2 separate regions of the Homo sapiens genome follow, and region 2 is linked to region 1. A link is a contact called in ENCODE Hi-C or POLR2A ChIA-PET data. All regions are on one chromosome and are shown on one strand. The core of a region is the stretch at or near the end of the contact, and the rest is flanking DNA. Distances in the headings are between cores, read along the strand shown.

Region 1 (5,299 bases), core at 835-3,334:
TGGAAAATGAACGATCTGTACAGTAACACCAAATGTACTTGTGCCATCAGATAACCAGATGTGTTTTCTAGATAACTGAAAAAAAGAGCAAAACTTATCGAAATAAACATCAATTCCATGGCAATTTATAGTACACTAAATATATACCACCCTGTCTTCTTGAACAGAGAATACAGATGGCAAATAAGCCTTTTCTTCACAATTATTACTTATAATTGTAGTAGCCCATTGTAATGTCCATGATTTTCACTTGTTTTTTACTTTTTATGTCGCATCTGAGGTCACCATACCTGTCTCAAACTGTACCAGAGCTTCCCAGTCTAGTTTTTAATTCTAATCTGCAATGGACTAAGCAATAAGTCTAGTCTATTAACTGTATACGTAAAGTAAGAGTTAGCAGGACTCAAAGTTGGAATAAAGCATCTGAATTTGGAGACAACTGTGTAACAACTATTTTATCTTATAGTTTTTTTTCCAAAAAATATTTCCTCCCATCTGTAAGGATAAATTAAAAGGAGATTCTTTCGCCTTTACAGATCACATTTACAGTTTCCTAGTGGACGTTAAAGAGAGAAGATGCAATGTTGTGCAAGTGCCTCCACAAATAGATGACCTTAAAATGAAATAAATTCAGACATGGCCTGCATTTTAAACAGGCTCAGAAGAAAGAATGCTGCATCTCTTTTTGAAGGACGACACACATGAATAGTTGTTCTGCACTTAAGTTTATTGTTGTTAGATGGTCTGTTTACGACCGTTTTGGTATACAGGGGGCCCAGGAAGCAGTGGAAAATGAAAATGAAGAAACAGTGGCTATATAAATACAGATTCGTTGTTCTGATAGACCTTTTAATTTAGAAAACTTCAGGAAGTACAATTTAAAGGCTCGAACCAGATTTTCTTTCAGATATTTCTGGAGAAAGTGCTTTTCTTCAATTTTTCCTTAAAAAGAGTTTTAAGAAATGAGAAGAAAATGGTCTGCATGATATACAGGCCTGTGCCAACATCAGAGTGCAGGCTGTAAGGAACAAGAACGACAAACGGTAAAAATCTCTGAGTCTTGGTCCCTTATGTCTCCTCACTGCTGTGGATATAAATCATTAGAAATAAAGGAGCGCCTTAATTTCAGGAACAAAGATCTTCTTTGCAGAATCTTTCTCACCGTAATCTTTTAAAAATTCAGGTTTTGCTTTTGAATTCCTCCCCTCCCCCCATTCCCCAGGCCCTTACTGCAGCTTGTACTGCTCGCGGTGCGCACAAACCATCTTTTCCTCAGGGCACCGGCAGCAAAGAACAGCAGATCACGAGGGCATGCAGAAGCTAGAGATCTCCCCGAGTAAGGTCTGTGGGGACAAGTCTAGGACTTCCTTACTCGGAGCACCCAAGGCTGGTAAAGTAAACGAAGCCCCTAAGCATCCAGAAAAGAGGCCCTGCAGGAAAGAACTGGCGCATGGCTCCTGGAAAGACCGTCAGAGCCGGGTAAAAATAAGTGCAGCGCCAAACGTGCTGGTCATCTAGGTGCCTTTCTCCTCATCCCAGCGAGTGCAAGGGCATTTCTCTATTACCGTGGCAATATATTCAAATATTCGAGGTAAAGATCGTCCAGCCTTCATAGGCCACCTGGTTCCGTCCCCCTCCCCCAGCTACTCGGGCACGTGTCCCGACTCCCGCCAGCAGGCCGTGGGGGTGATGTGGCCGCCATGAACCCACCAAGGACAAGTAGGGCCTGGTTTTAGCTGCAAATGCAACAAGTCTCTCCGCTGAGCCGCAGCTGCTACCCTCTGCCTTCTGCTCCTCCGCCAGGGCACGGCCCCCCCTGCGCCCCAAACTGAGCGGCAAAGTCAGGGCCCGCGGCCGGATGCTCAGAGCTAAAGGCCGCGGAGGACAGATGTGCTTCTTCCTCCTTCCCGCGTCTCCCCATACAAGTACTACCCCGCACGTCCCATCAGGCTTGCCTGTGGGCCAGGATTCAGGGTCCTGAGCCGAAACCTACCAGGAGAGAGAAGGCTCTGGAGACCTCTGTAACAGTCGTGCGGAGAAGACAAAGTCAGCTGCGTGCGTCTCCTCCGGCGCCGGCTCTGCAAGGAGGGAGGAGGGGGCGGGGCCCCACAACCACCGCAGCCTCTTAGGTTTCTCCATTGTGATTGGAAATCCGAGTACCGCCTACCCCTCCCCTCGGCTCGCTCAATCCCCTTCAAGGACAAGGGCTCAAGTATGCACACTCCCTCCCCCACCCTCCAGATGAGGAGGTCTCCTTCCAGAGGCTTCCGCTCTCAGCTGGTCTCACATCTCGCAGGCTCTTCAATGCGGAGGCCAAGTTATTTATAAAACTTGCCCATCCCCGACTCTTCTGGACTTTAACGCTCTTGTTCTATTAGATTTAGTACAAATAGAAATAAATTTCTTTCCTTCTTTTTTTTATTTTGAGACGGAGTCTCACTCTGTCGCCCAGGCTGGAGTGCAGTGGCGCGATCTCGGCTCACTGCAAGCTCCGCCTCCCGGGCTCACGACATTCTCCTGCCTCAGCCTCCCGAGTAGCTGGGACTACAGGCGCCCGCCACCTCGCCCGGCTAATTTTTTGTATTTTTAGTAGAGAGGGGGGTTTCACCGTGTTAGCCAGGATGGTCTCGATCTCCTGACCTCGTGATCCGCCCGCCTCGGCCTCCCAAAGTGCTGGGATTACAGGCCTGAGCCACCGCGCCCGGCCAGAAATAAATTTCTATGTTGCATTTCAGTTAAACTTTAAAGGACTTAAAAAAATACATCTGAATTTAGATCATCTCCGTTTTAAAGTTCATTTGATGAAAATGACTATTTTTTTCAACCTGTTTCAACAAACACGCAATGATTGCTTACTCGTTGCCTGACAAGACCAATGAGGCTTTGTCCCTGCCATCTGAAGTTCCCCTACAATTCCACCTGGTCTCAAGGTCAGGCTTTGCCCTCTAGGGGAAATGTGGGACCACTAAGTGAGATGCACTTTCTTTTTTAGTCCCTAATCGACTCCAAAGCTGGATGTTGTCATTCATTCTGTCTTCAACACTCAGCCAGTGCTTGGTACCTAAATATAGCATTGATGAATAAATGAATGAATGATAAATTGGAGGAATTCTGAAGAGTCTGGCTTCAGTTCTGTTTTCTTATAATTAAAATGCTTTCAAATATAGCCATCTCACAAACTTCCTGTATGTGAAGTGTTTTTTTTTGTAAATGCATATTTCTTGTATATGACCACTAATTCTATAATTATTGCTTCAGTTTATTCTCAGTGCCAAGCATTGGTAAAAAACATAAATATAAGATTATGCCCTTTGAGGTGTTCCTAGTCCATTGGAGACAGACAAGTAGGCAACCTATTTCAATTACAATAAGTGGCAATAGAAATTTGGTTAAAGTACAATAAAAATTCAGAGTAAAGAATCACTAAGAGAAGGGTTTGTTGAGAAGAATTCATAAGCCTCAAACTCTCCTAGCATAAATCATTCAGCTAGTGGGGACTTTGACTGAAGATACAGTCCAATTACAAATTAAAATGTGATGGTGAGGAAAAGAGCTTGGAGGATAATCTCAAAAGTATTACATTAACCCTAAATCCAAGTTTGAAGCAAGAATAGCCAAGTCAGCCTAGCAAGTTATCTAGAAGGTACCCTAGATTTCTTTTTCACTTACTTTGCAAGTCAGATATTTAGACTTTACTTCTAAATATCTTTCCACTTATTCCTCTTCTTGCCATCCCCATTACTGTGTAACTTTGGAGATGAGGTAGGAAAAAATGAAAAGAGGTATCTATTTCCCTCCTCTACCCTCATTTCCATTCCTCGCCACAAGGTGTTCTAATCTGATTGAACAAAGTGAATGCTCTAGTATGTAACTCTAAATGCCAGGAGAGCATACTACCCCTCTCAAATAGTTGAGAATTGTATACCCTGGCAAGTTATCTTTTATGTGTAAAACACAATTTTATATATACAATGATCCAGAAAATATATGCCCCATACCATTCTATTTTGAAAAAAATCATTGGGAAACTATATGCCAACATATTGAAAAATAAGCAAAATTAGGAATCCAAGAAAGGGGGGAATTATGGCATAAAAATACAGGCAATGATGGCTAAACCAATTAATTTAGAGATAAGGACAAATAATTCCCAGAAACGTAGTTATAAAATTGAATGTTAATGTCCAAAATTGTCAAAACAATATTTGTCAAAAGGAGAATATTTTTCTTTCAAAAAATATTGAGGACTTCCTCTGTGACAGGCACTGTTTCAGTGATCAAGACAGATAAAATGCCTGCTCATGAGGAACATATATTCTGGTGGAGGATCATAGATAATAAACAAGTCAATGAATTTTAAAATGATTAGATAAAGGATGTAAACATAACAACATACAAGTTGCCCGTCTGGGCTTTTCCAGCCTGTGGGCTGTTGTCAACAATATTTATGATGTTGCAGAAGATGGAGTAATTCACTCCTATAGTAAATGACTCCATACTGCTGTGTTTTTTGACTTCTCATGCCTTAAAAAAAAAGTCTCCTGTTGTCAGATTGTGAACTGTTTTAAAACTGTATTCATAGAATTGGAGAACAAAATAGGAACTTTAAAATAATCTAATCCAAATGAATGCCTAGAGTTTGAGTGACTGGCCTCAAATTAGTCTGTGATTTAAGAATAGAACCAAAAATAATTTTGGTCTTGCAGCTATCTGTGTGCCTTTCTGTGGGATTCTTTGTAAATTCTATTTTGCTGTCTTTATTCTTCGGTAGCCACAAAACCAGATTAGCTAATGTTATTAGGACTGTAAGTTCTTTGAGGGTACTTTATTCACTTTTATATCTCCAAGTAGCATAGTATTTCTGACAAGATACATTTATATCTCCCAGCAGATACCTATTAAACTTGAGGCACAGTATGAGTAAATGAACCCTGAGTTAGGATTTGAAAGACATTCATTGATACATAGATTCTTTTACATCATTTTCCTTATTTCCTAGTTCTTCGGAATAGTTTGAGGAGCTGAAGTTCCTTGAAGCTGAGCTTCAGGTAGGTGAGGTATTACTATAATAGCAATATATGCTTGTAAATGGACAGCAACTGGCCTTGGTGGGTATCTCTAACAAGAAGAAGAAAAAGGTTCCAGGGAGAGAAAATAATACTAGTGGGGAAAAAGGAGAACTGAGGGTTTAATGTCTCAAAAAGCAAAATAATTCGATTCTAATTGTCTAGCCCTTCATTAGATAGTTGTAACATAGAGTACCTTTTTCCGTTTACATGTTAGCTGTTCTTTTTAGAAG
Region 2 (5,543 bases), core at 2,561-5,060, 1.0 Mb after region 1:
ATTTATTGCTTGTGAGATTTGGATTTTCTTTTGTGTTTATATTTGTATGTCAAGAAACAAAGGCCTTTGATATAATAATGTGTAAGCCTGTTAGCAATTATAACCATTAAAAACACTAACATCTATCAGTGCTGATGGTAAACTTTGCTTTATAAAAAAGCACATCACAGGAACTGGCCTCTATTTTTCAAGTGATTATAATTTACCATAATCTCCTTTGGTGTTGACGAAAGTGATCTGTAGCCATCTAGTGGGTGCAGACGTCAGTAGGATCTAGGTTTTAGACGCTTTATATAAAAAGAACAGCAAGAAAGTGTGGTGCATGGAGTTGATTTAGAGGATAGAATTAGCAATTCATATGTGTTTTACAGAGAAATTCATTATCATAATTTTTGATTTTTCTTTCCTTCTTTTAAGGCTTCTCATTTCTTTTGGGGATTGTGGGCTTTGATTCAAGCCAAATACTCCACTATTGAGTTTGATTTCCTTGGGTAAGTTAAATTTTATTATATGATTACATTGGTCTCTGCTTTTGTTTGGATTAACATTAAGAATTCACAGGGAATATTGTAGTTATTTGCAATCAATTATAAAAGTTGTATACACTTAGTAATTGGTCTGTGAAGAAATTGCTATAAGCTGTTAAGTGCTCGCAGGATTAGAAAAGTGTCCAGTAGGTGGTGCAATAAACTAAAAATATGTCCTTTGAAAATCTTAAACTTTAAGAAAACCAGCTTAGAGGACTGAGTGAAAATAAGGGAAGGACCAAGTTTTTCAGCTTTGACTAATTTTTTTGTTGTTCTCTTTTCTCACTAGGTATGCAATTGTTCGTTTTAACCAGTACTTTAAAATGAAGCCTGAGGTTACTGCATTAAAAGTGCCTGAGTAAAGAAGAGATTTAATTATTCTCCAGTAGCTGAGCAATGCTTGTGAATCTTTTCTTAAGAAATCCCAAAAAGCCAATATTAGTTAAAATTCTGTTGTTTAATTTGGTTATCTTGCTTTATAAATTATGCCTCTAAACAATCAAATCTATTTTTGAAATAGACTGAATGATGTCAAGAAATATACCTACTGCTATCCGTATGTGGTGGATTAGAAATGTGTTAAATCTGCAAAAGGTATAAAGATGTCAGTTTAATTTCTTTGATAATTTAACCTATGTTGTATGTGAATTATTTATTATAAACTTAGCACGATTCTGTGACTGTTTTTCTCTGTTTCACGTTCGTTGAGTGTAAGCAATGAAAATGTCCCAAATAAGTTTTTTAAGTTTTACTTTAATAAGATTAATTTCAGTAAACATTCTAGTTGTTCAGTGTAACCTTTTTATCTTGATGCATTGTAAGTAAAATGAATCATTTACTCTTGAAATGCCAGTCATTGACTGATGTAGATAATTTAGGATTTTCATATAAAAATAGCTGTTTAGGAAGGTGAAATACATTCACTGTCTCTGTTGGTGGTACATCTTGTTGAATTCAATATTAGAAAGTATTTCTTTTTGGGGTAATATAACTTAGAATTAAATCCCTGTTTCTCTATGTAGTCTGGCAGTATAAATATAAATATTTACCATATAATCTTGGAATAAGTATTAGTTAATGTTACCAAAATCTGTATTAAATAATGTTTTCAAATGCTAAATATGGTCGTTACTATTTTCAGTTTTAAAAATTTTATAGTATCAAATTGTTTCTAACCAAAAATTTCCTTTTACTTCTAGAGATGCTTTATGTTTTTGATTATTAAATAGTCACTAGTATTGCTAATTTTTGAAACAAATACACAAAATTTATCATATGTAGAAATAAGAAAATATTGTTTAGGTTAATTATTTTTTACCTATCCAGAGTCATTCCTTACATTTCAGTTTCATGTTTCATTCCTCACATTTTAGTTTCATGTTTTAGTTTGATTCTATGTTTTTAGACTGATAGCAAATGATTACTTGATACATGTAAGTTCAGCGTTATATGTTGAGGCAGTTATATAATTAAATAAGGAACACTTAGGGCATTGATCTTGTACACTTAAAATCTGACAAATGACAAAATGTGAATTAAGCATAAATAGTCATGGCAGGAGGGCTTTTGTTTATTTCTCTTGTTTTTGTTTAACTGTATTTTTAATTTTGTCTGGTGGTAAGAGGGAGGTAATTATTGTATGGAAAGAAGTTAGATCTTTCAGATAGATAAATAGGCTTCAGGTTTTGAAGTCTGCTCTGTGTAGTTGAGCAGTCATGGTTAACTTTACTTAGAAAATTAGTCTGACAAGCTTTGCACTTCGGTCACATAAGTGCCCATGTACAAAGTTGGCTTACTGGATCTGCATATTCAAAATATGCAACTACAAATTTATCCTCTGAGAAATCTTCTGAGGAGTCTAATGTATTCCAAATGACTTAATATTCTCAGACAAATGCTTTAAAATACTTGGATTATCTCAAGATTTTTGAAGCTAATAAAGTAAATAGAAACACAGGCCATTTTAAATGGTAAATTCTAGTTACATAAATATAATCTTAAAGTATGTTTGTATCTGTAACAGTGTTAGACCAGATTTGGTTTCTACCTCCCCAATGTTATAAATGTTCACTTTTGTTTTTATAAACCATATTACTGTAAGATCAATAGAACTTTGCCTAGTTAAGTGAATGGAACCAATTAAACAACTAGTAGCTTTTTATAATGTTAGTGTGAACTTGAAAAATTGTTTTTGGTGGAATTTTTGTCTGTGGTTAGAACATTTTCATAAAACAGATAAAGAATGTGTAATACTCTTAATTTTTTTTTTTTTTTTTTTTTTTTTTTTGCTTTCTGCCTTCTAAAGTGCAACAGTATATATCTTGTAGAACTGTGGGAGGAGAGAAGATAATTTTTCTACCTTACTCCATATTCTTACTTCAAACTATTTTGAATAGAGGTTCACTGAGCCATTGCTGATAGACTGTGCATAGCTACTAGCTGTCACACTATTGTAGGTTTTTTGGAGAGATTCATAGGGAAGTGAATGTAACCAGGAATAAAGGCTCTCACTTTAGCTCTGGGACTATGCAGTGGATCTTGGGAACAAAATAAGATATCTAATCTATTTTCCCCATTCTGGCTAGATTTTGGTTGTTGTGATGCTCCTACTTCCTGTATAGGTTTTTGGGATCATGGTGCAGGCTAGTAATAGGATTCAGAATTGCTTCCCTTTTATATCGACCATGTAAGGGATTCTAAAGGAGGGTAAATCTCAAAGTGCTCTGAAATCATCCCTCTAAAATCTGTCCTGTGGTGTGCTAAGATGTCTGTTGCCTTTTTATGTTAAGCTAAGGAACTTGAATGCCTTACCTAATAACTCAACTAGTAGTAAGCTCATTTTGTAAATATGAAAATGGCTGTAAGAAGTGGCATTCATGTATATTCAATGTTAGTCAATAGACCATAGTGGCCTGGATGCTTTAACAAGCCAAATTCCGCAATTTTTTTTCCTTTTTTCCCCTTCATACTTGTATGATCTCACCTGACCAGTGATTTCTTTTCCTCCTAACCCCATGCTACCACCATTTTCTGGAAATCAAAGAGATGTGGTAGTAAATCATACAGTACACACGATCATCTGAGATCAATATGAGCACAAAACTCATCAAGTAGGTCTGCCTGGAATGTATATAAAAAATGTAAATAAAAATTTGTAAATTAGTGTGAACTGTATCTTGCATATGAGACTGTGTATTGTTTTGCATTCTCTTCCCTTTTGTAGAAATTTTTCTGTAAGGAAATGATTCAGCTTGTTGGTTTTAGAGTAAAAATAGCCAACAGTTGTGGCTACACAGTGAGATCACAGGAACTGGAAATAGGGTTTGTCGGCTTTGGTTAATGTCAGTACTCATTTATTTAGCCTCTCAGTGCTTAATAAGACTTTTCTTTATTTTTTAGTTAGCCGTTAGGTTTTGTGAGGTTAGATTCCTGGAAGCAGTGAATTTATACACTGTTATATTAATAGAGCTCCGTTCTTTGAGTCATGATTCCAAGCTAAAGGAAATTAAAAATGTAATTTAATAATTTCCTATTTTTAGGGTTGTTAATTTTTTTCTACAAAAAAACCTTGAAATTTTAGATATCCCAATGTGAATCTAATTTCCATATATACAGAAATTAGACAAATAATAAGTCTTTAGTTCAACTTAAGCATATCTCAAATGACTTCTCTAAATTTAAAGTTGATCATGATAGGATCATAAAAGACAGAAAAGACTTAAGTAATCTTGTAATGACAATTATTTCCATTTTTGCTGAACTAAAAATATTTAACTTCATAAATATGTTACTACAGCTTCCAGATTTAAAGAAAAAAAGTTTCCCCCACTCTCAATTAAAAGTTAGAACCCTCCACTTTTAAAATTATACAAATATTTCTTTTTTACATTACACAGAAGCCTTCTGTACCATTTTACGAATTTCTGTCTTCATAATATAAGTGAAAATACTGTCATTTCAATTTTCTGCTTTAAATTGTTTTTAATAAGCATTCCAAAGTGATACAGACTTAAGCTTTTAATCAATCAGTCATTCAGTTGATAGACAAAGTTAGCGATGCTTTATGCTAGGAAACTTGTTGACAGTAACCTGTGCGACTTTATGCAGAAGACAAATGCTAGTAATTATTATGCACAGAGGAAAAATCATTTTAAGTATGTGGTAAAGCAGCTTCATCTTTCAAAATTGATTTGCTCTGGTTTTTCTTTAGTCCATTAGATTCCAGAATGTCCTTTTACTGGGAATTTAGTTATGTATTAAGATAACCTGTTTTCAGTTCTTTTTGAAAAGAAGACATTATTTATATTGAACCACCTTATTTTAAAATTTTTAACTTTTATATACCACTTGTGTGATTCCAGTGTCATGTCTTGGGTTTGATGTCGTTGGACAGAAAAGTGTATCAATTATTTTAAATGAATTTTTCCCCATGTTTGAGGCTTAGTCTGTAAATGTGTTGCTGTAACAGAAAATACTTGGGTATGCATTACTTGAATACTTGAAAACTGAAATTAATAAGATGTATTACATAATGAATTAGATTTCTCTGAACAGTTTTTACACTGAAAATCTTCATTTCTGGATTGCAGTTTGAAATGGAATGAAGACCTGAATTATTTGGGTAGAAAAAATTATGATAGTGCTTATAAGAACTGTAAACTGTTTTAAACTATTTTGTGTTTGACGCATCAAACTTCAAGTTTTTTGTAAGTTTCTCTCCTGAAATTTTCTTTCTCTTCTATACTTTATGCACTTACTATACTACTGATGTAATAAAAGAGCAGGGTTAAAAATATTGTATCTGTATTCATTGTGAATCCTGTAGCTTTTCTAGTTAACAAAAAATCGCTTTCTAAAATACTCTTAATCCCATTGTTTTGGTTAACATCTTACCCATTTGTTGTATTTCAAATGCCATTAATCATTTTAGTACAACACCTATGTTTATAAAAATTTGAAAACATTACATATTGTATTTAAAACTAATTAGTGAAGAGTAAGAAAAAAACTAGCCAA

What was found. Hi-C counts contacts between places; a loop is a spot of excess contacts on that map. ChIA-PET counts read pairs that join two places held with the same protein, here RNA polymerase II (POLR2A). Pooled maps may share reads with other maps.
Region 2: a map with no recorded cell type shows a loop between it and region 1 (3-fold over the local background). The contact joins the enhancer-like site here to the promoter of LDHB in region 1. A Hi-C loop is called at or near these places in 4 of 37 single-sample maps with no recorded cell type and 2 of 50 pooled maps. POLR2A ChIA-PET finds 5 or more read pairs at or near these places in 1 of 52 experiments (OCI-LY7).

The regions. Positions count from the first base shown.
Region 1 is chr12:21,655,758-21,661,056 of GRCh38, forward strand. It overlaps LDHB (lactate dehydrogenase B), which reads right to left and starts at 2,085. Exons shown (of 8, transcript NM_002300.8): 1 at 1,994-2,085. RefSeq lists enhancers at 1,637-1,726, 1,757-2,006, 1,984-2,512, 2,387-2,566.
Region 2 is chr12:22,684,066-22,689,608 of GRCh38, forward strand. ETNK1 (ethanolamine kinase 1) reads left to right here. Exons shown (of 8, transcript NM_018638.5): 7 at 418-491; 8 at 817-5,543. The coding sequence ends at 889. Among named protein-coding and RNA genes, the nearest start is that of LINC02955, 13 kb to the right of the region's middle. Within about 2 kb of position 3,811, at least 2 of the 41 ENCODE cell types and tissues checked have a DNase peak (open chromatin) inside an H3K27ac peak, as active enhancers do.